Linked DNA regions of Homo sapiens: regions 1, 3 and 4 are each linked to region 2. Evidence: chromatin contacts called from ENCODE Hi-C data. All regions are on one chromosome and are shown on one strand. Each heading gives the region's core, a stretch centred on a gene start or an enhancer-like site at or near the end of the contact. The rest is flanking DNA. Distances are from core to core; before and after follow the strand shown.

The links. A loop is a pair of places that touch in the nucleus more often than their neighbours do. Pooled maps may share reads with other maps.
Region 1: a map with no recorded cell type shows a loop between it and region 2 (13-fold over the local background). The contact joins the promoter of SYNE3 here to the promoter of EVL in region 2. A Hi-C loop is called at or near these places in 3 of 37 single-sample maps with no recorded cell type and 7 of 50 pooled maps.
Region 3: a pooled map shows a loop between it and region 2 (10-fold over the local background). The contact joins the enhancer-like site here to the promoter of EVL in region 2. A Hi-C loop is called at or near these places in 4 of 37 single-sample maps with no recorded cell type and 7 of 50 pooled maps.
Region 4: a map with no recorded cell type shows a loop between it and region 2 (13-fold over the local background). The contact joins the enhancer-like site here to the promoter of EVL in region 2. A Hi-C loop is called at or near these places in 3 of 37 single-sample maps with no recorded cell type and 4 of 50 pooled maps.

What each region holds. Positions count from the first base shown.
Region 1 is chr14:95,515,080-95,517,899 of GRCh38, forward strand. SYNE3 (spectrin repeat containing nuclear envelope family member 3) reads right to left here and starts at 1,571. Exons shown (of 18, transcript NM_152592.6): 1 at 1,517-1,571. It overlaps SYNE3-AS1 (SYNE3 antisense RNA 1), which reads left to right and starts at 1,041. Exons shown (of 2, transcript NR_188030.1): 1 at 1,041-1,141; 2 at 1,925-2,820. RefSeq lists silencers at 973-1,267, 1,017-1,826.
Region 2 is chr14:100,064,166-100,066,865 of GRCh38, forward strand. It overlaps EVL (Enah/Vasp-like), which reads left to right and starts at 1,257. Exons shown (of 14, transcript NM_016337.3): 1 at 1,257-1,346. The coding sequence starts at 1,336. RefSeq lists enhancers at 731-780, 1,131-1,220, 1,271-1,350, 1,401-1,540, 1,921-2,000 and 1 more.
Region 3 is chr14:95,264,353-95,267,052 of GRCh38, forward strand. All of the region lies in intron 1 of CLMN (calmin), which reads right to left. Among named protein-coding and RNA genes, the nearest start is that of CLMN, 54 kb to the right of the region's middle. RefSeq lists enhancers at 825-2,024, 1,255-1,304, 1,545-1,594 and a silencer at 1,045-1,104. Within about 2 kb of position 1,264, at least 22 of the 41 ENCODE cell types and tissues checked have a DNase peak (open chromatin) inside an H3K27ac peak, as active enhancers do.
Region 4 is chr14:95,660,466-95,663,165 of GRCh38, forward strand. TCL6 (T cell leukemia/lymphoma 6) reads left to right here. Exons shown (of 8, transcript NR_028288.2): 4 at 2,015-2,199. Among named protein-coding and RNA genes, the nearest start is that of TCL6, 9.7 kb to the left of the region's middle. Within about 2 kb of position 1,451, at least 6 of the 41 ENCODE cell types and tissues checked have a DNase peak (open chromatin) inside an H3K27ac peak, as active enhancers do.

The DNA.
Region 1 (2,820 bases), core at 321-2,820, 4.5 Mb before region 2:
CACTTCCCTCTGTGCCACCAACACATCCTCAGGCCTTCTTCTCAGGACCCCCAGCAAGACACGAGTTCCAGAAATAAGACATCCCAGCCCACTTCCCGCTCAGCCACCCCCAGAGGGGCCTCTCTGGTTGAAAACAACGCCTGGGGCCAGCAGGCTTGGCACAGCTGTGGCTGTCAGCCTGCCGAGCACCGTCCGGCCTGAGGAATGTGCAGACCCACATGTGCTGGAGCATCCCGCTGGGGCACAGTGACAGGAAACTGAGCAAAACAGCTCGTTGGCACTGATATGCCCCTCCCACCTCCCAGCTCCTGACTCCTATGGGCTGTTGGCTGCCCTGGAAGTGCAGGCGGCAAGCCCAGGCCCTTCAAGAGAGCCAGGCAGTGTGGCTCTGGGCAAATCACTCCCCCTCTCTGGGCCTGTTTCTGCTTCTCTTGGTGGATGAAGGACGCTGTCCTGCCAAGCTCAGAATGGCAGTGATTTTATGACATGCTCTCCTTTCTGGGAGGACGGTCCATTCTCCTCATGCCCTCATTCATGTGGGATGGGGCATGCCCCCAAGACACATCAAGCTATCCCACTAGCAGCCCTTGGCTGTAGAAAGCCCCCCCACCCAGTGCAGGGATAAGGGTGACCCTTCAGAGTTGAAAGGGGTGACCAGGAACCTGGGAGAGTCCCAGGAAAGCCCAGGGTTGGAGCTTCAGGGCCAAAGTGGTTAACTGAAAATATTCATTATCACCCCGCCCAGGCTGGAGGCCCCTGGCTTCCAGTTTTGAAGCAGAGGTCAGCTGGGCGGTGTAGGACACTGCTCCCGGGTTGACCAATGGGCCACATCAATGGGTCTGCTGTTTGGGGTCAAGATCCCAAGACCCCAGGGGAAGTCAACATCCATCTGAGGCTCTCTCAGGCCCTGCAAGCCATCTCTGGCCTCACTGCCCTCCCCTTTAGAAATGTGGGAATGAGGCTCAGAGAGGTTGAGCTGCTTGCCAAGTTTGCATAGCCAAAAGGCGTCTGAACGAAACTGAGCATTCGGGGTTGGACTTCCCCTCTTCGCCGCCTGCTCTGCTCTCCCAGGCACTACTGAGCGCGCTCGCGGTCGCCAGGAGCGGATTGGGCCCCCGCCGCGCGCAAGCCTTGGTGACAGGTCAGCCCGCCCCTAGGGGAGGCAGAGGGAAGCCCCGAGGAGGCACCCGGCCCGCTGGGGCGCGCTGCCCGGGGCTTTAGGGCTTTTTCTTGTGGGCCGGCCGAAGCTCCCCGGGGTTGAAAGGAAAGGCTCGGGAATTTCGCAGCCAGCACAGAACGGTTGGATTTAAACTAAAAATACCCGCCCGCCCGCAGCTGTCACGCCGGGGCCCCCGCCCCCGCGCCGGGCGCGCCTCCCCAGGTCCCCCAGACTTTCGGCGCCCCCGATTCCCGGGGCTGTGTCAGAGCTGGGCCAGGGGCTGAGGACCCCACCCGCCCGGCCCCCGGCCCCCGGCCCCCGGCCCCAGGCCTGGCCTCCCGGCCCCGTGCCACTTACCCTCCCGGAGCGTGGAGGAGCGCGGCGCCGCGGGTAGCTGGGGCCGAGCCTCCTTCCCTCCTCCCTGCGTCCCGGGCGGCTCCGGGGCGGGGCAGGGCTGGGGCGGGCCCGGACACCGCGAGTACCCCCGCCCCCGCCGGGACCCGCCCGGTGGCCCCGCGGGAGAGGCCGCGCCCCTCTCCGCACGCGCTCAGCGGAGGCCCCGGGTGCGCAACCCCAGCCCGGCGGACATCCTGCGTGGCCCCGGGGACCAGGGCCGAAGAAAAGCCTCACCGCTCCCTGTCGCGGACCCGGGGCGGGGGTTAAGGGGGGGGTCCTGTCCACGCTTGCCTGGAAAGCAGCCCGGAGCCCTGGCCCCTGTCTGTCTCCCCGACACACACACAGCCACCCACCCTCTTCTCATCCTAGGGGATGGCGCGGAGCTGCCTCTCCGGGAAAGTTGGATCTGTGCGCCCAGACATGGAAAAGGGATTAGGACACCGGCAGATCTTGCCCTCACAGAGCGGAGGTGGGGGCCTTGGAAGGGGCACACCGCCCGTAGGCGCGAAATCCAAGAAGAAAATGACACTCATCAGCCAGCCTCGCGCGGGGAGAAAGGGCGGGGTGGGGGGTAGTGGCACCCTGCCCGTCCTCTCCCACCCCCACAGTCCGGGCCCACAGTCCAGGAGTCACAAGGGATGTGAATCCCCAGGCATAATGTGAACCCCCAACAAACCCAAGGCCTCAGAATGCGCCTCACCTCTCCCTCCCCACCAGCAGAAACATCCTCCCACTCTCCCAACCCCTGCTCCAGCCACGCCAACCCTTTAACCTTGTCCCAGAATGTCTAAACTGTATCTGCCTCTGTGCCTGTGCACATGAAGTTGCCTTGGCCCGGCGTTTGCTCCACAGCCTTCTGCCAAACTCCTACTGCTTGATGGCTGGAAGCCTTCGCACCCTGGCGCTCTCCTCCCAGGTCAGCAGTCACTGGCCTTCCTGTGCATCCAGCCCAGCTTTGAACAGTCCTGGGCCCCAACCCTTATCTTTTTCCGAGTAATTACATGGTTGCATGATTGGCTTCACCGCCTCTGGATCAGATGAGCGCTACTAATGAAGGATACAAGTTGTAAAACTAGGTTTTATGTGAACTCCAGTCATCACAGTTTAGGTGCGGCTAGCGATTTTACAGATGCGGGGTTAGTAACTGGCCCAAATCCAGGGCTTCCGGGATGCTGTTTTCCTTTTTTGTTTCTTAGCAGGGATGGCAGATGTTTGTAGAACAGATCCGTGTAAAAGTCAGTATCCTAAGAGATTAAATTGTAAAG
Region 2 (2,700 bases), core at 7-2,506:
TTAGAACTGATACTTCTTTTGTACTGTACTCTGTACAGCTGTTTTTCACTATATCAATAATATTTTAATGGATCTATTAAATATTTGCTAACATTATCAACCTCTTCTTTTCTAAACCATAAAAGTCCTTTAAGGACAAGTACAGTCGTTCTCAATTTTTTGTCTGTGATTTCTAACACAGTGCATGCTTCTTAGTGAGTTCTCAGTAGATTTTGAAAGAAAGATTGGACTGGATCTTACCTTCATGAGAACCCTGTGGAGATAGGCAAAATAAGTATAACCCCATTTTACAGTTGAGGCCACCCACTTAATAAACAAGTGACAAAGCCAAGTTTCCAGTATTCCTCAAGTGTTTTCCTTTCAGGCTCTAAATTGCTGACTTAAATGTCATCATTAGAGAGAGTTGTCTCCTCGGTAGAAGTACAAATTTTGTTCCAGAGTCAAATATGAAGACTTGATCAGTGGCCTGGCGCGGTGGCTCACGCCTGTAATCTCAGCACTTTGGGAGGCCAAGGCAGGCGGATCACCTGAGGTCGGGAGTTCGTGACCAGCCTGACCAACATGGAGAAACCCCGTCTCTACTAAAAATACAAAATTAGCTGGGCATGGTGGCACATGCCTATAATCCCAGCTACTCAGGAGGCTGAGGCAGGAGAATCGCTTGAACCCAGGAAGCTGTGGTGGCGGTGAGCCAAGATCGTGCCATTGCACTCCAGCCTGGGTGACAGGAGTGTGAAACTCTGTCTCAAAAAAGAAAAAAAGACTTGATCAGCTTATAGCCTTTATCATCTAGTCTTCTATTCTCTGGAGAGTCAGTGGGGACTCTTCCGAGTTCTTGTAGCCTTTTCTTAAGGCCTATAGGAAGTCATCTGTGCTGAGCCTGCACTTTCTATAACAGATGGAAAACTGAAGCTCAGACATCTTAAGTGGCATTGACTTAGACTATAGAGCTAGTTAGTGGGGGGCCAGCACCATGACCTGGCCCCTACCTCCAGCAGGCTTCACCCACCCTTGCACCCTTGCAGGAAGCACTTAGAGGCTTGAGGTTGCCAGCTGTGGGGGGTTGGGCCTGTGCAGTGCCTCTCAGCCGCCCACGCTGGTGGGGCTCTGCAGTGTTAGCTTCTTGTTTCTCTATTTTCTACCTAGGTTTCAGTTTTTCACTTGGGTTTGTTTCCCCTTTGTCTCTGGTTCAGCTTCCTTTTCCTGTTTGGTTTTAAGTAGGCTATAAAAATCAAGTTGCTGTCTTCAGAGGGTCTGTGGTCCTCTGATCAACATAGGCTGGTGGGAGTACAGGACTCGCCTCCTCAGGGTTCCCTGTGCTGCCACTTTTCAGCCATGGCCACAAGGTGAGTATTGGAACCAGTGCAGGGGACAGAGGGATGTCAAGAGGAAACCTAGAATCTTAACGGTGAATGGGCTGTAGAAATTATCTCAGGTCCCCTTAGTATACTGATCGAGAAGTCCATGACCAGAGGGCAGGGGGCTTACATGAGGTTACACAGCAGGTTAGTGACAGTCTGCTCCCTCTCTAGCCGCTGGTCTTTCCATTACACAGGCCTGTGTCTCTTGATGCCTGTGACCTTTAATGGCTTCTGAGTCAAGGACTTACTTAGAAATTAGCACCTGCCTCTCATTATAGGGAGGAGGGTCTGAGCCATCTAGGGGAATTGTTGTTTAGCTCAGAGGTACATTTGGTGAGTCCTGGCCCTTCTCTCTAGAATGACCCGAGACTGGTTGTTTTTTCTAAATATAGGCAGAGAGGGTTCTTTTTATGATAGGAACTTCATGAACTTAATAGCAAGAGTCCTGACCCTCCACTTGAGAGACTTGTGGACTTAGGCTATTGCTGTTGAGCACATGTGTGAATACCAGCCAGTCTACAAACCGCACTCCTCATTGAGATTGTTCTCTCTAAAGGTGAGATTACATTTTGGACCTGCCTCTCCCCTGCCCTACAACTCTGAAAGATTATAGATGATAGGACAGACAGACTTTTATCCTGTGGGGTTTGGGGCATTTGTTTGATTGACTCATGACAGCTTTGTTTTTTAGCATAAAGTAACAATCCCTCACTTTGAAAATTATTTCACAATTTCCAAAGTGCCATTTCGCCAGTTTTCTTATTTGAATCTTTTAGCCGTGTTAGATTGATGAGAACGCTGTCATCACTCCTGTTTCGTAGCTGAGAAAACCTCTGAAAAGTTGTGGGGTTTGTCCAAGGTCACATGGCAGGTTGGGGAAGGAATGGAACCAGGGTTTAACGAGGTTGGCCTCATCCGGTGGTTTTCGCAGCACGCTACACAGGCACAGAAGCAGCTTGCAGTGAGTTGTTAAAATTGACGTGGTGATAGGTAGAACTTGTCCAGGGCTGCTTATTTTCCAGTTGGCTTTATTTCTGATCCTGTCATTTTAGTAACTTTCCTTTAACTTTAGAGGACTCGTGAGTGGAGCTTTAGAAAACAGAATGCTTTTCATTTCAAAGGCATATCAACTTCCAAAGTCATTTTCAGTTGTAAATTACATTGTGAAAACTTCTAGCAGCTTATTCTACCGTGTCAATTACTAATTGCAGAAAATTATATCAAAAGTAAATGAGGCACAGCAATTTCTTTTTCAATTTTAAAATCGTAGAAATCCTAGAAATTTCCATCTTGAAAAGACCTTGGAGGTGATCTACAGTAGATAAGATGTTTTGGGCAC
Region 3 (2,700 bases), core at 14-2,513, 4.8 Mb before region 2:
AAATCCTCAGCCAGCCTTGTGACCTCGGAGTGCCAGAACTGGATTCGAGGCCCCACTTAGCAGCTGTACAACCCTGGGTTAGTCCCGTAAAACATTCAGTCTTTAAGCTCAGGGAGAATCACAAATCCACCATGCTCAGTACAGAGGGCTCAATAAATGGCTAGTGTGTTTACAAGACCACAGAGGCGCGCAGAAGCTAAGGTTACACTACTAGAAAATGAAGGAGGAAAGACTCACATCCAGGCCTCCCAGGGTCCATGCCCTTCACAGGAAAGCCCCCACTTCTATGAGCATGTTTAGAATAAACACAGTGTGATGGTTACTTTTATGTGTCAACGTGACCAGGCAATGGCACCCAGAGATGTGGTCAAACATTATTCTAGATGTTTCTGTGAAGTCGTTTTTTAGGTAAGATTAACATCTAAATCACACTTTGAAGGCTGGGCGCAGTGGCTCACACCTATAATCCCAGCTCTTTGGGAGGGCAAGGCAGGAGGATCACTTGAATCCAGGAGTTTGAGACCAGCCTGGGCAACATGGATCTACCAAAACACCGTCAGATCTCATGATAACTCTCCATCTCTACCAAAAAAAAAAAAAAAAATTAGCCAGGTGTGGTTGCAGTGGCTCATGTCTATAATCCTAGCACTTTGAGAGGCCAAGGCAGGAGGACTGTTTGAGCCCATGAGTTTGAGACCACCACATGCCAAAACCCTGTCTCTACAAAAAAAATACAAAAATTAGCCAGGCATGGTGGTGCATGCCTGTAGTCCCAGCTGCTCTGGGAGGGTGAGGCTGAGAGGGTCTCAGCCTGGGAGGCAGAGGTTGCAGTGAGCCGAGACTGTGCCACAGCACTGCAGCCTGGGTGAAAGAGTGAGACTCTGAATCAAAAAAAAAAAAATCCCCAGCTGACTTTGAGAAAAGCAGACGGCCCTCCATCAAATGTGGGTGGGCTCCATCTAATCAGTTAAAGCCTTAACACAAAGCGTGACCTCCTCTGAGCAAGAAGGAATTCTGCCAGCAGGTGCCTTCAGACTTAAACTGCAACTTTTCCTTGCGTCTCCAGCCTGCTGACCTACCTTACTGACTTTGATCTCGCCAAACTCCACAATTGCATAAACCAATTCCCTAAAATAAGTGTCTTTCTCTGTATGTAGACTCATCCTCTTGGCTGTTTCTCTGGAGACCCCTGACTAATATGCATAGGTATGACTCCTGGCACAGTGCGTGCTACAAAGAGGAGAAGGCACTACCTGTGAATCAGACCATCTGTGAGTATTTGCAATTGCCCAACCATATCAATTTCTCACTTTCACTTCCTGGTGAGTCATATTCCGAGCAGCTGGCTAGGATCAGAAGAAACAAGGCATTCTTTTCATGCTCAGACAGAGCCCTGTTGAACGTTTACCTTCCTGAAGAAGGCAGAAAGAGGAAGGGCCTCCTAGTGACATTCTCCAGCCTTGAGGAAGAAGAAAATTCTGATTTAATGAGCTTGAGTTTGAATGTAATCAGATTTTCTCTATAGCAACAGCTCCACAACACAATCCTCTTGGCAGCTGCAACAACCAGCCATCTCCTGATGAAACCAGACATCTCACACACGGGCCACTGGAGAAGCCACCGTCGAGGCACAAGATGCCAGAGGATGGGACCACCCCACCTGGTCATCAGCTTTAGATTTGAGTGGGAGTAAGCAGGTAGTGCCACAGTCCTTTGATTTGGGAATTTACAAATGCGTATCTAAAAGTATGCTTCCCCTGAATTGAAAGTCTTTCCTCTAAGATCTGGAACGAGACAAGGATGTCCACTGTCATTACTTTTATTCAGCATAGTACTGGAAGTCCTAGCTAGAGCAATTAGGCAAAAGAAAGAAACGAAGGGCATCCAAATGGAAAACGAAGTCAAGTTATCCTTGTCTTTAAATATAAAACAACATAATCTTGCATTTAGAAAAACCTAAAGACTCCACCAAAAAATGTTAGAACTGATAAATTCAGTAAAGTTGTAGAATACAAAACCAACATACAAAAATCAGTAGCATTTATATGACGAAAGCAAACAATCTGAAAAAGAAATCAAGAAAGCAATCCCATTTACAATAGCTATAAAAATATAAAATACCTAGGTATAGATTTTGCCAAGTGAAAGATGGCTACAAGGAAAACTATAAAACACTGATGAAAGAAACTGAAGAAGACAAAACAATGGAAAGATATTCCATGTTCATGGATTGGAAGAATTAATATATTAAAATGTCAAGATCACCCAAAGTGATTTACAGACTCAGTGCAATCCCTATCAAAATACCAATGACTTTCTTCATGGAAATATAAAAAAATTCTAAAATTTCTAAAAATTCACAAAAGACCCTGAATAGCCAACGCACTCTTAAGCAAAAAGAACACAGTTGGAGGCATCACACTATCTGACTTCAAAATACAGTACAAAGCCAAGTAACCAAAACAGCATGGTAACTGGCATAAAAAAAGACACAAAGACCAATGAAACAGAATAGAGAACCCAGAAATAAATCATGAATTTACAGCCAACTTATTTTTGACAAAGGGGCCAAAATGGGGAAAGGGCAGTCTCTTTAATAAGTGGTGCTGGGAAAATTGCATAACCATATGCCAAAGAATAAAGCTAGACTCCTATTTCTGAGCATACAAAAATCAAATCAAAATGAACTAAAGACTTTAA
Region 4 (2,700 bases), core at 201-2,700, 4.4 Mb before region 2:
CCTGCTGTTTGCCTAGATGTGTGTTTCCCAATAATTCAGAGACCTAGATAATGGGAAAGGCGAACATCTCGTATCCCCCACTTCCCTCAGCAAAAAGAGAACAGTGCCGCAGCCACAGGCAAGGTGGGTTAGAAAACCTGTCTGCTGGCAGATTATTGTCTGTAACTTGCCTCCTTAGTTCTTCCAACACTCTCTCCTTCCCCCTCCTCCCCTCCCATGGTCCAACCCTGAGGGTTCCAGCAGCAGCTGGGAGGTCTCCGATGTTATCTCAGAGCTCCCAATCTGCTGACATTTGAAAATCTTCTGGCTATAACTTGCTCACTTAGCGGCTGCTGCTCTGCAGCCCTGAGCCCTCCTAAAGGAGACCCTACACAGAAGAGTACAATGTAAACAGCCGTCGCCAGAGTCCCCCCAGCCAGAGATAGCCCTTGGGTACATTTTGCAATATTTTGTTTTGTTTGCTCTCAGACCGGACTTGCCCCCCTTTTTAGCACAGCCCAATTCTACTACGTATACTCCCTCCTTGTTCTTTTTGTTTGGCATTATATCCTAAGCATTTCCCTGCATCATCCAAGCTCTGTGGGATGTCATTTTTAACACCCACACAGCGTCCTCTGGTGTGGTTGTATGACAAGTCACTTAACTATTCCACACCCAAAGCCTCCCCTTTTCCAAACTCTTCCCTGGGACCTCCTGAAGGTAACAGCAAGATCTGAGCAGCGCTGGATGGATCCTGCTCTCAGTCCCCTGTCTGGGAACAACGCTGAGCCTTAACAGGGATGTCAGCTTCCTAGGGCTGCTGTAACAAATCCCACAAACTGAGTGCCTTCAAACATTGTCTGGTAGTTCTGGAGGTCAAAGGTGCAGAACGAGTTTCACTGGGCTGAAACCAAGGTAGGGCTGTGCTCTCTCCTGAGGCTTTAGGGGAGAATCTGCTTCCTGAACTTTTCTAGCTTGGAGAGCTGCATTCCTTGGCCCTTCGTCCCCCTTGCTTCTCTTCCAAGCCAGTAGTGTAGCATCCTCAGATCTCCCTCTGCTTTCGTCTTCACGTTGCCTTTCCTTTTCTGCAGTCAGATGTCCCTCTGTCCCTCTTATAAGGACATTTGTGATGACATTTAGGGCCTATGTGGGCGATCCAGGATCATCTGTAGATCTAGAACTTAAACTTTTTTTTTTTTTTTTTTTTTTTTAGATGTGGTCTCACTCTGTCACCCAGGCTGGAGTGCAGTAGCACCATTTCGGTTCACTGCAACTTCTGCCTCCTGGGTTCAAGCGATTCTCCTGTCTCAGCCTCCCAAGTGGCTGGGATTACAGGTGTGCACCACCATCTCCAGCTAACTTTTTTGTATTTTTAGTAGAGACAGGGTTTTGCCATGTAGGCCAGGCTGGTCTCGAACTGTTGACCTCAGGTGATCTGCCTTGGCCTCCCAAAGCGTTGGGATTACAGGCGTAAGCCACCGCGTCCGGCCACATTATTCTTATTTGCAAAACAAATACTTATCTGGCATCAAACAGATACTTTGCATCCGGCAAAAACAGGTGGAGGTGACTGAAGGCGAATGTGGGAGGTCATGGTGGGTTAATGATCGCCAGCGCTGTCCGGTGAAATCAACCACCTGTGACAAAGGTGGTTTTTCACTTTTACTGAACAAGCATGCTATTCTACAGTAAACTCCTTAACAAATGTAGCTTTTCAAGGTCCTTAGGACTATTACCTTTCAATATTATTGGGAAGTTCTTTGCTCTTCTTAGCAGACTGCGAAACTCAACTTTGTGATGACAAGATACAGAATAAATGCATATTAACTGAAATTCTAGGCTCACACCTATGTGAGCTTTTCTCTCTCTAACAAGATGTCAGGGCCGGTTCAGGGAGTTCATCTCCAGCCACCTGTGCTAATCATCGCCCATCCTTTCCAAGTATCTAATGACACTCCCAACCAAGGTCTCTATAATTTCCAGCCAAAAATGAGTTACAACATATGGAACATCTAATTTTCTGTTTCCATTCTAGTTATTTTATTCTTATGAGCTTGTGGGCTCCATCTACCAACCTCTGGGCAAATGCTCATCTGACTTCCATAGACACACAGCAAGCAGACAACCACACAAAGAGGAAGAGGGAGAATATTTACCAGCCATGGAACATCTGCTCTGTGCTTATATCTCATATGCATTATCTCTAATTATCAAAAGAAGGTATTATTATTATTATTGTTCCGCATTCACAGATGACAAACTGAAGATCAGATTGGTTAAATACTTGTCCAACATTAACTTAGCATTTGGGCATCATAGTTGGAATTAAAACTTGGGTCTGCTCATCTCCAAAAACACCCTAAGCCTTACCACACTCATGGGACACAGCTGCAGCTGCAGGTTCTGAAAGGAAAACTAAAACTTCAGAACCCAGTTCACTATGCCAAAAAGGCAAAAAAAAAAAAAAAAAAAAAAAGCCAAAAGCTGAGTCATGCAAGAAGCTGACTTTCCTTTTGCTCCTAAGTAGATAGCTACAGATAAAAGGTTAAATAGCTCCACAGGTAGCTACTGTATGTTCACCTTATCTTACGTAAACTGCTGATTTATTGAGCATGAGACAAATACGTAATTGACTATCCCCTACCTACTCCGTTTCCTTTGCAACATGTGGATTCAGTCATGTGACCATACACTGCCTTTCTCCTCTCCAGCCTACTTTTC